Regions from separate parts of the Homo sapiens genome. Here region 1 is linked to region 2. A link is an interaction called in ENCODE POLR2A ChIA-PET data of the cell type or tissue named here. Cell type or tissue: MCF 10A. All regions are shown on one strand.

Region 1 (8,000 bases), 69 kb before region 2:
TTTGGAATTAACCTTTTATAAGCACCCAACGAATATATATCTTCCTGCCCCCCAAAAGGAAATCAGTCCCATTAGGGCATCAGGATCCTTCTCTTCTTCCTGCAACATGCTGTTCCTCATTCAGGATTCCACAAAGCATCCTTTGATTAAAACAGGTTCTCAATGTTGGAAGATTCTACAGCCCCCAAATGTGAAATGAGAAACTGGCTGTCATTTGGGTAAATCTGAGCAATTTCAGAATTCTAAGGAGGAATTCATAGGTAAAATCTATCCCAATGGAAACTACACCTAAACATGAGAGAATTTCTAACGCTTGTAACACAGGCTTGGAAGAAGAAAGAAAACGTTCCTCTTCAGAAGTCAAATCAAGTTTTGCCTCCTGGCTACAGGATTCCACAACATGGGGGTTTCAATGGTTAACGGAGAGAACACTAGCGATATTTTGGAGCATGTTATGTGGCATATGTCTGCCCTGAGATCATCCTGCATCCCTGATGATAGGAAACTGGCAGGCAGAGTGTGCAAGCAAACAAAAAAGACAAATACATTCCAAAGACAGGTGAATTAGTACACATCGCTGAGATCATGCAGTGGAATCCTTTCAGACTTGCTGGGTTCATAAAGACTGGGTCTACACCCAGAGCTGGGGAAAGGTAAATACCCTTTCACTCAGTGGCTCGACACAGTGGTGAAGAACTGCAAATCCAACTAGACTTTCTCTCTCTTCTTAGAGACAGAATCTTGCTCTGTCACCCAGGATGGAGCACAGTGGCGTGATCATAGCTCACTGTAGCCTCGAACTCCTGGGCTTAAGCAATCCTCCCACTTCAGTCTCCCAAGTAACTGAGACTAAAGGCACACACACCACATTTTTTTTTTTTTTTTTTTTTTTTTGGTAAAGACAAGGTTTCACAGTGTTGTCCAGGTTGGTCTCAAACTCTTAGCCTCAAGCAATCCACCCATCTCAGCCTCTCAAATTGCTGGGATTATAGGTGTGAGGCACAGTGCCTCACACCTGTAAGAAACACATTTCTTATTGTTTTCTTATTGCCAGGAATTGTGGTTCAACCTTGTCTCACTTTGTTAGTGAAGATACTCACCAGCAAGCCCTTAAAATATAGCTCTGACTGACTCAAGGAGCTTTTCCTGCATGTACACCTACGCTCTACTCCCCAGCACACGTATGCACACACTGAACTACATTCTGCCAAACTTTTGCAAACTTCCAGCAGTTATATGTCCATCAATTTTGGGCCATTGTGCATTTTAAATGCTTAGTGAAAAAAAACCTTGTTTCCCCAAAGACAGTGGTATATGTTCATGTATGAAAGCATCTCAATATCTTGCATTGTATCGTTAGTGGAATTCAAAGGTAATTTTCCTAATGGCAGAATAGTCCTCCATGTGCCTCTTCATTACCAGAGAAAAATATGCAATCTGTTAGGTGTCTAAGCAGCCTCCTATGCTATAGACAGGCAGTGGAGATTCCCTGGAAAAAAAACCATGGGAAAGATATGCCTACATTCTGCACAATGTGTATCAAGAGATCATAATCCTGGGTAATTTTTGTTTAGAACATGCTGGTCATTCTTCTCGTGGCTTCTTAACAAAGACAAGAGACTTAAGTCCTCTTTATGAACATACCTCTAATAATGGTAAGAGACCACTACTTTGATACTAATGTTGGAATAGGAGTCAGAAGATCTGAGTATTAAACCTGGATCTACCTAATCAGCAATGTGGCATGGGTGAGTCTCCTCAGCCATAGAAGGAAGAGTGTAGAGTCTGGGGTTGTTAAGGGAGATACTGAGTAACTTGCAGATCCTCTGGTGGCCCAAGTCCCTGAGCTTGTGAGGACTCTGGTACCTTAAGAAGCCAAAGTCATGGCTCCAGATTTCCAGGACACAATTAAAATGCCTTCATGTCAGCATTCATTCCTTAAAACTTTCTAAAGCAGCTAACTGATCCCTGGGGAGCCACTAAGACCTCGGAGAGCTCATTGTACACACCTCTCATTTGCGCTCTGGGTGAGATGCCTGCCTTAGAAAACAAGAATGCTTCAGGGAAAAAACTCTAACTCTTCCTGTCAGTTTTAACAGGAAAGCTATTGTATGTCCTGAGGCACAGCATTTACTCAGGGTAAGTTTCCCTAAGGTTCATTGACTATGCAGTCCTGGTTACAATATTGGAGGAAAAAGTGGACCTTAATGTCCGTTAGTTTCTAGGACCATAAGGAAGAGAAATTCTACAAAAAAAAAAAAAAAAAAAAAAATTCTCCATTTACATAAGGGGGCTCAAATCTCTCCATGAAGAGGAAATAATTTTATTTCCCTTAAGCTTTGAGATGATCAAGGGAGATGGGTAAGGAAACCAGTGAAGATCTGGAGCAGGTCGGGGAGAAGAGGACACCACAGAGGAAGGAAACACACAGGGCCTCCAGGCACACCCCTCCATAAGCAGTTGGTAGAGGGCGACCACTCCTCTCAGTTAATCTAGTTTTATTAAATGGCCAGACTGAATTGATAACCGAATGGATATTTACAGGTTCTTATTATCCATAGTATGCGACAGACTAATGCCTCAACGAGTGCTTTGGTAGGTTTTATTTTTCTTTAGTTATGGGAAACATTAGGAGTGTGGAAGTCAATCGTAGAAAAGTTTTATTTATCCTTAAAACTTATTTTGCCTCGGTAATCAAGGATCACATTTGGCTCAACAGGCTACTGGTACATTTGTGGCACAAGAGATGTGCGAATTTGTGGTGGCAATGTGATTATACTTCTCCAGACCAATTACTATTGACAATAGCAAAAATATTTAAATAAAATAAAGTTCCTTAGGTCAGTTCAATGATGCATGTAAATTTCTAGAGAAAACTAAGTATGTTGAATTAGTTTCTATTTTGTGCAATAGTCTTATTACTTTTATCTACAGATTTGGACATAAAAAATAAAATTTTATGAACATATACATAGAAATGTTTTGTGTCTTACATGAAAACAGATCCTTTAATATTCACAGTGATTCACCAGCATGCTCTGAGGATATGGTAAAAGGCAGTGAGATTTTAGCATTCCGATGGGGCTTCTATATTAGGATACTGCATTAGCTCAAACCCATTCCAAAAAAGAAAATTTTATTTTACCTAACATGCATTGCACAAAGATACTGGAGGAATGAGGTAGAATATAAGTCATATTAGCATCGCTAGCAATGAGCAAAAGCAGAACAACAACTATAACATGCAAACATGCAGAGAAGAAGAAAGGAAAAAAATACGGAAGCACCAGAGAAATAGATGCATTTGTTAAAAGAGATTCTCTAAGCATACTAACCTGCTGGTTCTAATGAATTTTCTACTTTGTCGTTAACATCGAAAACACGATCATGAACACCTATAGTTTTCATACAGCTATCTATAACAAAAATAGAGATAACAGCCAAATATGTTAGTGAAGACACCCTTAAACTCCCATTTCTTTCTTTTTTCTTTCTCTCCTTTTTTTCTTTTTTTATGTAGATTGTCTTACAATCAATGGCATGTTCCAAATGCCAATATTGTTCCCATTTGCTCTGCATGTACAACAGTCTAAGAAACAACAAGTTAGCAACTGCTGTGTACTTAAGTAAAAGCATCATGAAGAATGAGAAAAAATATGATGAAAACTAAAATATGAATGTTGATATACAAAACAGATACCACACAAGATTTAACAGTAAAAAAAAGTTTTACCGCCGTGAACCAGACCACACAATAAAGCATGCGCGGTGAAGCCACCCTCTGAAGCTCATTCTAGTGAACTTACTTGTTGGTCTCACAAAGACTTTGAGCTTTAGACAGGACCTTCTTCCATTATCTGGGATTGCAGAGGCTGTGGGTAACACAGAGAGAGAGCAGGAAAGAAAGAAGAGAACAACAACATATTACTCTTCATTTTCACATACAAATGATGAACAATAAATTCTTTCCTGACTTGAACAACAGGAACTTTCTCTAATTCCTCCTCCAAATTAAAACAAACAGTACTTTTCAGGTCTCACTGCTATAGAAAGGCTACTTTCATATCCTGAGTTTCTCTTTTCAATACAATAAAAGAATCATGCAAGAATGTGAGTAATCTGTGAAGAAATACTTTGGATTTTTATTTCAAAGTCTCTTCCATTTAACTTGATCTGTTATCAATTTTCTCTAAATCGAGAGGATAATGTGTGAGCCCTCCAGCTTTCACAGAGCCGCTCCTCCTCTGCTGCAGGAAAAGGGGCCCAACAGAGGCCCAAGGTGAAAGTGCCGGCAAAAACCAATAACAGAGAGTTACAAGGCAGACTTAAACGTGACCTATTTCTGCTGGGGAAAGCAGAGCTTTGTCTGTACTGAAAGCTTGTCTGTCAGTGCTTTTGCAGGTAATTCAATTAGAGGTTTTACTCAGAACTTGGCTCTGCATTCTATATGACTAACCCAAGCCCGGTAACTTCCATCATGCTATTATAAGTACAATATGCTATTGAGAAAGTACTATGTTGCAACGGTACATGTATTTTTTTTTTCAATTTGCCACAGAGAAGGATGGAATTAATAAAGTGGGCTTACCAAAACATGACAGCATGTTTCAAGTTATAAATCACTTGAGGAAGAAACTTTCTTCTCCTTTTCAAGATAATAAGACTGTAAACTTTCCCTATGGTTGAAAGATTATCTCCCCTGTGTACACACAGCAAAATGTCAAAGGAATTTCCAAGGGCAGTAAGGCCCTTAACAACCACATGTATTTACTAATGCATCCTAGAAATGACAAAAATTACAGAAACGAGCGTCGCATACTTTCCTCCCTATGTGTTTGCTTCAAGTGGTTTCTTTGTTCAGAAAAAGCAGATGACATCAATCAAATCACACATGGCTTACAATTAGTTTGGCAATACCCAAAGTGACAAAGAGGGATCGGCATTTGGTGTGTCTTCTCTCTCCTTTATTTTTATTTTTAAATTATTCCTCATGGGGAGCTGAGAACACAAAAATGCTTCTTTTGCAGGTGAGAGGATTCAATATACAAACTTCCAAACAAATTTTACACAGTCTCCTTATGTAATTCTAGATCCAAGTAACCCTCCTGGAGGAGAACTTCTAAATTCACCAACTAAATAATGTCAAGTAGTATAGGGTCCCCAGTGTCCCTATTCAACACCTGTTGAAAACTACTTTAATTTTAAAACAAAAGTGTAGAGAAAAAGTGTTTTTGGTCCTCCCTATCTCCCCTGGTTGCTCTGACAAGCAGTTAAGAAGTGCTAACAGCTGGCTTTGCTGTAGGCTTTCATTAAATCATAGCCAGAAAAACTCCCTCTACTGACATTTACAGTAACTAGTGTGTTATTTAGGGCACAATATTTGCACTCTGCGGTTTGATCCAGGAAATGGTGTCCTTCCTGTGGACCTCAACTGCAAATGTGCATGTCACAAATACAGTACACATAGGTGACTCCAATTCATTAGGAAAACCACGGGTTCCTGAGGGAGTATATGTCTTATTCATGAGAGTTAGTGTGAAAAAAGTGACACATGGATGTTCACACTGCTGTTCAATGAATTTCTGAGCTGAGATGAACTCACTTCAAGCCTTGTGAACTTGATTTGCTACATGCACATAACTGACTTTACAGATGATACTGCTAGATAAACAGGCTGAAGACAGAATCAAATGCTTAATTGGTTTAGCGAGGAGCTTCTTGGATTTAGTACAGGTCTTTCAGATTTTTCTTTAGGAGAAATAAATCCAGGACATGAAAATTATTGTAGGGCACATGGCAATAACTAAACAGCAAACGATACGCCTCCAGGAAAAAACTGGAGAGTTCTCTCCATGAGCTCTCAAGGAGGGACACAGTCTTAGCTACTGGATGTGCTCCATACTTCTGTGAATTAAAAATATGAAATACATTTGTATTTAAATGACACATAAAATAAAAACCTCTCTTCCCTAACAACCTGCCCCACTACTTCCTCATTTTCTGTCACCAGGAAATGTGACTGATGCCTTGTGATACTGTGACTATTATACTCTAATCCTTAGAAAAATTTGTGAACAAAGAATATTAGCACACAATGTGATATGTGAGTACACAACACAGATTGCATGCCATGGATTCACTCGATCATCACTGCATCACTGGCCTGAGCTCAAGGAGTAAACTCCTAACCCTTACAGCCAACCTGAGAAGTGTGCCTTACTAGGTCAGTATAACTTGGGTTTCTTATTTAACACCTTGAAAAACAAACAAACAAAAAAATCCAAAAAGATGAAAACGTTTTCCATGTAGTAGCAAAACTCCATTTTTTAAATGTAACGTTTAATAAAGTTAAAGTGTGGCTTTCCTCTATGTTATGCTCAAGGTTCTGTCACCCCACACTTCTTGGCTGACAAATGTAGGATGCCTTTATACCAACTAAAAAATACAGATAATTAATTATTAGTACTATTTGAAGACATAAGGTAATATAAAAGTGCATTACTAATCACAAGTAAACAAAAGGCAGAGGACTGAGCACTAAAAACAAAACATAACAGAGGAATTGAAACATGTAACATTCCCACTAATAAACTTATAAAGAAAATCTCAGGATCAATTTATGAGCAATAGATAGAGCTGAGGATGGAAATGAGGGAGTAAAATCTTAAAACATGCCTCGTTTTTGTCAGGAGGTAGGTAGTATTAATCCTTATGGCTCTAGAGATACATCACTTTGTCATGGCCAACTTTATCTTAGTTAAAAGTAAATATGTAAGTATTTTATACATAAATTATATACATAAATATATATAAATTTATATACATAAATTATATTCACTATATATAACTTCTTGTGCTGCTTTCCTTAGAAAATGAATAGTCGATGTTGAAAGTTGATAACGAATAATTATAAAAATCCATTACATATTACTGCAGCTTCATCTATCATTTCAAATGCTTTTAAAATGCCTACTATGGGTTGGGTGCAGTGGCTCATGCCTGCAATCCCAACACTGTGGGAGGCCAAGCCGGATGGATCACTTAAGGCCAGGAGTTCGAGACCAGCCTGGCCAACTTGGCAAAACCCTGTCTCTACGAAAAATGCAAAAATTAGCTGGGCATGGTGGCACACACTTGTAATCCCAGCTACTCGGGAGGCTAATGCATGAGAATTGCTTGAGCCCAGGAGGCAGAGGTTGCAGTGAGCCGAGACTGAGCTACTGTACTCCAGCTTAGCAACAGAGCTAGACTCTGTATCAAAAATAAATAAATAAAATAAAATGCCTACTATGCATCAGCTTCTTTATTAGGTGCTGTGCATGCGAAGATATATAAGATTTCAAACTGTCCCTGCCCTTGTGTTGTGGTTCTTCAAGCTGGGACATAAATATGAACCACAGTTTAGCGTACCTGGAGGGATCCATGTGACAACTGAGGTTTACATGAAGAGCCAGCACAGCTCTGGGCAGGGAGCAAGAGTGTGTCCCAGACATGTTTATCAGAGGCTTCACAGGTCCTCCAGAAGCTAACCAGCAGCAACTGGGACAGAAGACATTTTATCCCTAAATTTCCAAACCAGAGCTTTGGCAACCAAAAAGAGGCAGTGACTTGCAAACAGGTGAAAAAAAAATCTAGATCTGAAATCTTCCTCTAAAGACACATGGATTTTCTAATAGAATTTTTCAACTAAAATGAGAAATGTCTTAAAACAGTTGTCACATCATCCAAATTCACACCCATTTACTCAGTTTACTGCTTAAAGTGTAAGTTGGAGTCAGGAAGTTGGGAGTAGGGATATGGGGACAATTAAAACAAGCACAATGTCCCATTCCATTATCTTAATAGCAACTTTATAAATCAATCCATAGAGTCCCTTCCCCTGAATGAGCTGCAACGTACCAATCAAAACCTTTTAACACATAATGAAATACAAGCTGGAGACTCTCTGGTTCTCTGTGTTTCGAGTACTCTGCTAATAAGGCCATGAGGGCCCCTTACTT
Region 2 (8,000 bases):
TGGCCTGATTTCTTTCTTTCTTCTTTTTAAAAAAGCTTATATGAATGTTGTATCCATATAAGAATAATAAGCCCTGCATTGTTTTAAATAAATCTCTATTTGATCTTCTGGCTTCTTTCTAAAGACACTTTACTTCTCAATAACAATACACTATTTAACTGGATATTGAAATACATAAACATATATTTTATTACAAAACCCTAGAACATAGTCACATTCTAGATGGAGTTCTAAAACTGACAGAATGTTCAGATAGAAAGATGTGAAGGCTATTTAGACATATTAGATATTAAAAGAATTGATAAAAATCATTGCTTTTTTATTTAAAAACTTCCTATAGTTGGTAAAGTCAGACAATGACCACCAGAATAATATAATAAATAAATCTTATATTCAGAACAAAATTTATTTCATCTGAAAAATATAAAAATGTATTATTACCAACTGGGTCTTATGTATGTCATTCTGATTTAAGTATAGCTTAAAATATGCTGAGCCTATTATATATGGGACTCTTTCTTATGCACTCTATGTATATTCATTTTACATGGGAATTAAACTCTATAAATTGAGTTCTACAAGTGCATAAGTACAGAAACAAATAGAAACCTATTTATAGGTAATTGATTTCATGATTTTTGGAGTTGACTAGGTGATTTTTAAGTGGCACTAGCAATGAGGTCTGCCAAGTTTCTACTTTTGAACATTTCTATACCTTGTGGTCTCAATTTAAAATACATGAGAAATCACAAATTCAAGCAATGCCAGAGATGAAAGGAAGACCTTAGCAGCAGCAGGTGGAGCGGAGGAGGTATTATTGAAATACTTGTTGATATGATTCAAGAGTGCTCAAGGCCATCTGATGCTAAGGGCCACAAGCAAAATCAGCAGAGGCCTAACCTGACTAATTGTCTCCCCTGATTGTGACGGTTTTGATTAGAAGAATAATCAGCTCTCAGCAGCCTGTAGGCAAAAATGCAAACTGAAGGAGTGTGAGTGTGTGTGTGTGTGTGTGTATGTGTGTGTGTGACAGATGCATAGCAGAATGAATGCCAGATCAATATTAACCCACTCTTAAAACATTAAAGGGGTTCCAATATGAACAAAAGCCAATAATTCCCTTCATAGCTAACTAGCATGAACGTTTTTCCTTCTGTCACTTTATAATTGCTTTTATACAATCTAAAGGAAATGCTGATATTCAGGCTTTCCAAAAGTCCAAATGCATTCATATTTTGTCACTGAAAATTGAAGTCATACAATTCTACAAGTCATTTTTGAGTAGTTACTTTAAAATACTTTATATTAAACTCAACAAGACATCGTTTTAAGATAAATTAGTAACATTTTTTCTTAAAGCTTTTGCTACTATTTCATCAATATGTTAATGAAAATGTATAAAAATTATACCTTTGTTTTTAAAATTAAGATTAAGAATATATATTTAATCATCCAAAGGACTACATTAAAATCAGCTGTAATCATCATTTGAAGCTTTACTTTGTGATTGTCTGCTTCTTTTTTCAGATGACCAGTCTCTCAGTTTTGTGCAAAGTATCTTAAACTTAGACTAAATGGTAATTTACTTCAATTATTATTCCTACATTAGAAAATTTTAAATCTCAAGATTTAGAAATTTAAACTTCCTGAAGTTATTAAGCTCTTAAAGGTGAAAGTTTGGGGAAATTTTATAATATGCAAATACTAACATTTTTTAGTGCCCATAAAAAAGCTAAGGTCATTTGGTTCCTGTGAGAATGTAAAATGTATACTTTATTTGCTTACAAATGTATCACATTTAGTATATTTAGATATAGGCAGGGAGGGAATGAGGAAGAATACATTTCAGAAAAAAATGTATAAATCTTTTGTAAATTGTATTTTTACTTAAACTTTCTTTCCACTGTGGCTATGAGAGAATGAGAGGGAACAAGAGCAAGAGCAAGTAGAGAGGGAAGGAAGCTTTTAGGTCTGAAGAGTTGAAACTGGGTTATTTTAAGCTCCATTCCATGAACAGAGGTGGTTTTATCTTCAGCTAAGTGTTTAAAGGCATGTGATAACACTAAATGCAGATTTCCATCTACCTGCTGGACTCAACAAAATCTCAAACCCTCAACTGGTGCCTCCAAATGTAACTGTCAGTCAGCTGATGTCAAAACCTAACGTCTTTTCCATGGCCTTACACATCTGGTCCCTGTCAGTGTCAACGAGGTTTGTTGGATGTGGTGTCATGGCAGGCAAATGATTTATATACACAGACCCAAAGATCTCAGAGCTCCTTCAGAGGATGCATTTCATCTGGTGTACTTGCCATCAACAAATGATTGACTGAAATTAAACAAAACCTTACATCCTGAAACGTGAGCATTCTCTACTCCCCCTCTTCACTCGGATCATGAATATATTTAGTTAGCCAGGGAGTTCACAAAAGACCCATGTCAACAGTCTATTAGTGAGATAGAAAAAAATGCACATTAAACACCTCCATGCTTTAGCCTCTGACCTCCTTAAGCTGGCACATTTTTAAAATTCTTTGTGGGATAAGGAATTACTAACCAGCCACACTGGAAACTCAAGAGTAGCTGGTGATCAAGTCCACCCAGCATTTTCCTTTGCAAATCTTCAGTTGAGGGAAGAAGACCTTCAGAAGTGAGTGTTGCCTTTATCAAATAAATTACCTAAAATACTGCACCAGATTAGAACAACAGCAAAAAATTCCTCATTCTTGTCTTTAACCTCTCTTATTTCATCTCCTTAGGACAATGCACAGACATGAGGCACCCAGAATGTCTCTTTCTTTGCTCTTAAAGTTTATTGTTGCAACCTGGTTATGGATAATTCTTTCCACTTTACTCAGTGTGAATTATTCTTTTTCACAAGCCTCATAATGAACTATAAAACTAACACTTTGGTCCAGTTAGCATTAGCATATGTTGAGAACAACTTTAATGCACAGCTGCCCTGACTGGGTGCAGCCAAACTTCTGATTTTGAGTGCTTCCTGCAGGAAAATGCCATCCACTACCTAGAAATGCTTCATACTCTGCTGTTGTTTGATTAACAGTTTTAGCTTTGACAGACATTAATACAATGTTAAAGATATTAATTGTCTCTTAACTTAGAACTCTTAATTGAAAAAGAATTAGGAACCTGGTGAATGGTTACAGGTCCATATTCCACATGGAGAGGGCTAATTAAGAGCTCTGGGGTGATGGGGTGGTGGCTTAGCTCCTAAAAGGAGGTGTCCATATATATCAATCTAAAGTTAATTTAACCTAAGCTAACTAGGGTGTGATTTATATTTTTATCCCAGAGCTCTAGGCCATTTCCCACAGCTCTCTCTTTTAACATGCTGAAACTTGCTTAAGCACTGAAGGAAGAAAAAAAGTAAGTAATGATTGTTTAGGTAATGTTAGGGTGGTGCAGATCAGCTCTTGAAGAAGCCAGCTGTTCATGCACTGTCATCTATCCATGCAGGCTTGTTCAAACATGCAAAGCAAGTGGGCTACAGTGCTTTCCATCTATCTAGGTAAAGGTGTAAAAAGTGGCATGTGTAGAAGCCAGCAAACAGCAGCAAAATCTTTTCAGATCTTGCTAAGCCTCTAGAGAGCTGAAAAACATTCCCTTTTAAGAGAGATGTTTTGAAACCAAGTGCTGTTGCAACTGTGCCAGTGGTTGGGGCATGTCTCTACACTAGTTGAACAAACCACACTTGTCCCAGCAAATCATCTGGCTTTGCTGCTGCTTTAGATGGGGCTGATCTATACCCTTTTGCATCTCTAATGCTCACCTCCTGTCCAGATGAGCTCTCTGGTCTAGCTTGCCCCCTTGTTCAATATGGCCATAGAAGAAATTTGGGGAAGGAAATCTGATGTTTGGGGTCTGTAAGCCCATTTCCTTTATAAATGCTATGCTACTTATCTAGTCAAAATGCATCCCAAGAATCTGCACAACCCTGAATGTTCATTCTGACCCTTAGCACAGTTGTTCTGCTAGTGTACACTGCTTCCCTTCACGCTTACTGTTGTGTTCTTAGTGGGGAGGAGTCTCTTCTTGCAGGTCAAACTCTGTACCTCTTTCCTCTTTGCCCAAGATTAGCTGGGCCCACAGGGTCACAGGCCCTCCAGTCAACCTACCAATGAACAGCCTCAGTGGCCCACTTAACTCTAATTGAAAGGCCCCTTTTGTCATTTTTAACAGATGTAAAGTGTGTGAATTTAAAATTCCAAATGCTGTTAATATACAACTCGCACAATGTTTTTTGCTTTAACATTCATTGCTGACCTGTTATGATCTAAAGTTCTCCAAAAGAAAGTTCGTGTTAATACTGCACTCCATAGAGGTGGTAGGAATAGTCTCTAGCCTGATGAAGGCACTCTAGATCCTTGACTCAGCCTCTGAAGGTCTAGGACCTCCCACAGTACCAATATCCATGAATGCTTAAGTCCCTGATATAAAAAGGCATCGCATTTGCATATAACCTATGCACATTCTCCTGTATGCTTTAAATCATCTCTAGATTTCTTATGATACCTAATACAATGTAAAAATATGTAAATCATTGTTATACTGTATTGTTTAGAGAATAATGGCAAGAAAAAAGTCTGTACATGCTCAGTACAGACACTTTTTATTTCAAATATTTTCAATCCAAGGTTGGTTGAGTCCATGGATGTGGCACCCATGTATAAGGAGGGCCGACTGTATTTACTTTACCATGTTATTTGAATAAGTTACCTAGTTTAAAAAAATAGCTAATAATAAGGAAAAGTGTGAGCAGGAGAGAGAATATGGGAATGCTCTGTACTATCTGCTCAATTTCTATAAACACACAATTGTTCTACTAATTTAAAACAAAACAGCAACAACAAAAACATAGTGATCCTCTGAATTGCTTCACATAGGAGCAGCAACTATGTTCACTTCACATATGTTAATTCGTTTGCTCCTTAAAACAACTCTAAGAAGTGGGTGTTGTTATTTTCATTTTGCAGATGTAGTAACAGACAAAGAGAGATTTTAGAACGTGTTCAAGGTTTCTATAGTGGCACCAAGATTCAAGTCCCCTTATCTCCTCTTCCAAATCCCATGCTGTTCCCTCTAAACCACACTATTTTCTACTATACGTTGATCATATCATATTTATTGTTGGGCTTGGCTACCAGTCAGAGCTAAATGTAATGCTCAATGAGAGTAAGATACTACTTTTGATATATTTGTTTTCTCTGACCTCTTTACAGTTTTTACAGTTGTTATAATTATTTGAACAGTTTCATCTGATATGCCTTTAATCAGTCATTCAAACACCTTCCCTGAGCTTTAACTATGTGCTATGTATCACCTTGGACTGTGGGGTACAAGGATGAATAGAAAATAATTCCTTTCCTCAAAGATTTCGGCCTGGTCAGGGGGACAGACCCATAAACTTGTAATTACATTTTGAGATGTAAAGGTGGGATCCCAAATATAGCCTTGGAGATAAGAAAAGGCTTACCCGAGTCAAAGTTTGAGCAGGAGTTATCTACAATTGGCAGAGGCACTCTAGATAGGATGGGCAGCATGAGGAAACCAAAAGGTACAAAGGTGAGAAACAAGGTGCCTGGAACCTGGAGTGCTAAAGCCTTTTTGGAAGTCGTGAGACAATAAACTGCAGTTATAAACTAGTACATCATTATAAAAAAAAATTGTGATACAGAAAACAGAGTGCTGAAAACCTCCGTATGGGTATCCTCAATTATTTGCTTAAATCGTAAGGGAAACTATGCATTGAACCGCTGTCTATCTCACAACACCATTTAAAACAATTGTTACAGTAACCAAATCACTTCAGTGGTTTTTAAGAAGTATTTTCTTATTGTGTGCAAGAGAAACTTTAATCATCCATTGTACATCAGGGGAAGAGACAGAATAATTTTAGTCTTTTTTTATTGAAAACTTCAGGATATTGCTGATATTTTAATAAAAGCAGTCTAGATCTTTTTTGTTTGTTGATTCTCTATAAAGGATTTCTAGGCACAAATTTTGATTTTTGTACCTTGACACCAAAATATACTTTTCCATAAACGTATACCTGACAATTCTTTGTTCTTTAACTTAAGGAGCATTTCTTCCTTCAAATTTACGTTTAAATTAACTGTTTTATTTTAGGACCTCAAAATATCAATTGGAGGCTACTGGCTCACGCCTGTAATCCCAGCACTTTGAGAGGCTGAGGCAGGTGGATCACCTGAGGTCTGAAGTTTGAGACCAGCCTGGCCAACATGGCAAAACCCCATCTCTACCAAAAATACAAAAAATTAGGTGGAGGAATTGGGAATAGCTTGAACCTGGGAGGTGGAGGTTGCAGTGAGTTGAGATCACGTCACCACACTCCAGCCTGGGTGACAGAGCAAGACTCCATCTCAAAAAAAATCAATTGGAACACATGAAAAAAAAAAAAAAGAAATGTAGAACAACAAAGCAGAACAAAGGCTAGAACTACAGAAAAATAGATGGTTAAAGTGAAGTGGGCCTGAAGATCATTTATCCTATGTTCATGTTTTATAGTTGAGTAACTGACACCCAGAAAGGTGAAGTCACTTGGCTAACATTGCCAAGTTCATTAACGGCAAAGCTCAGAGTAGAGTGAATTCCTGAATTCCAGGACAGTGCTGCAAAAATTATCTCCTGGAGTTCTGTAAATGTAAAAAAAATTGAAGACCCTGTGAGAGTTGAGAGTTTCTTCCTCTGCTCCACAGGAGTGGAAGGAAAGTGGTCAGAATTGAGTTGTCACGCAATGGCACAGCAGAAGAAAATTCCTAGCTTCAAGCAATGATTGGTGAGTTCACACTGTCTCAGTGGGGCAGCACCACCTGGAATCTCATATGAGGAAACATCAGATGATAAGGGCAGCTTGACTGGAGTCAGCTTTAATAGCCTTAACTTTGTCTCCAGTTGCCAACAAACAGCAGGGTCAGCTAGACAGCAGCAGCTACAGGTGGCCATCACCACTTCATCTCTCTTCCACTCTGCACGCCTCAAACGCTTAGCCTTAGGAACTGTTTAACCACTGCAGAGGTAACATTTTTAGGGCAATTTTGGCTTTTCTGGTTTAAAATCAGGAAAGGCTACTGTGTTATACAGAAGATGACTGTAGCCAATAAGGAATTCCATGCAGGAATGGCCTACTCTGCTAATCAAGAGGTAGGGACCTTTTCTGTGCCCTCATTTAACAATCTGTATTGGAATAAAAGCAGAACATATGTAAAGGCTTGGAAAGTATCTCCTTTTTGATTTTGCTGATGCCATCCTCATATTGATGAGACGAGAATTTTTTTTTAAGACACTAAAAATGAATTTAAGACATGGATCTAGCACCATGGAGCAAAGGATTATCGGCCCTAACCATTTCTGCTCCATGTCTTCTATTATTGCCTGCTGACTATTTCTGCTCATAAGGGACCATGAACTATCCATGAGTGCAAAATGGATACAGCACAAATTGATTCAGTAACATCACACAGACACGTATGAATAATGAGGCTCAGTTGCAGTCTGTCACACAGCAAGCATATCAGTGTAGCTGATTTATCGAAAACTTGAGTGAGTAAAGCCTCTTTCTTAAGGAAGGTATCAGCTGTTTCTTCACTTTTTTGGTAAAAAATAAATTTGAGCAAACTAAGATCTTTTGTAATTTAAAATGTGAGAAAAAAAAACCCTGAAAGTAGCTTTCACTATAACTGACCTACTTCTGATATCTTAACCAAAAAACAGAAGAGAGGGAGAAGACAAATGGTACCAACGTTACCATAAACCTTAAAGGTTCATCAGAGATGCTAATCAATTTCAAATTCCCTAAGGAAAGCTGTGTCTTTGCATGGGCATCTATGACTGCTAGAGGAATATGCCTATGTCATTAAAACAAGGGAAAATAAGCTTGTTATTAGCACCCCTCCCCTTTAGAAGAATATCCTAGGATATTCAATGAGAAAAACAAAAGGACACGGTATTCATTCCACATCT

What was found. ChIA-PET counts read pairs that join two places held together with the same protein. Peaks named below come from ENCODE experiments on the same cell type or tissue, not always from the same donor. Only the 100,000 strongest peaks of a DNase experiment are listed, where the experiment ranks them.
Region 1: POLR2A ChIA-PET joins it to region 2 with 25 read pairs; 6 of 35 experiments call an interaction of 5 or more read pairs at or near these places.

Annotation. Positions count from the first base shown.
Region 1 is chr5:107,383,900-107,391,899 of GRCh38, forward strand. EFNA5 (ephrin A5) reads right to left here. Exons shown (of 5, transcript NM_001962.3): 3 at 3,807-3,872; 4 at 3,336-3,416. Among named protein-coding and RNA genes, the nearest start is that of EFNA5, 280 kb to the right of the region's middle. In MCF 10A, no CTCF peak of the experiment used is centred here; DNase peaks (open chromatin) are centred at 4,452 and 5,382.
Region 2 is chr5:107,452,951-107,460,950 of GRCh38, forward strand. All of the region lies in intron 1 of EFNA5 (ephrin A5), which reads right to left. Among named protein-coding and RNA genes, the nearest start is that of EFNA5, 210 kb to the right of the region's middle. In MCF 10A, no CTCF peak of the experiment used is centred here; DNase peaks (open chromatin) are centred at 3,531 and 3,651.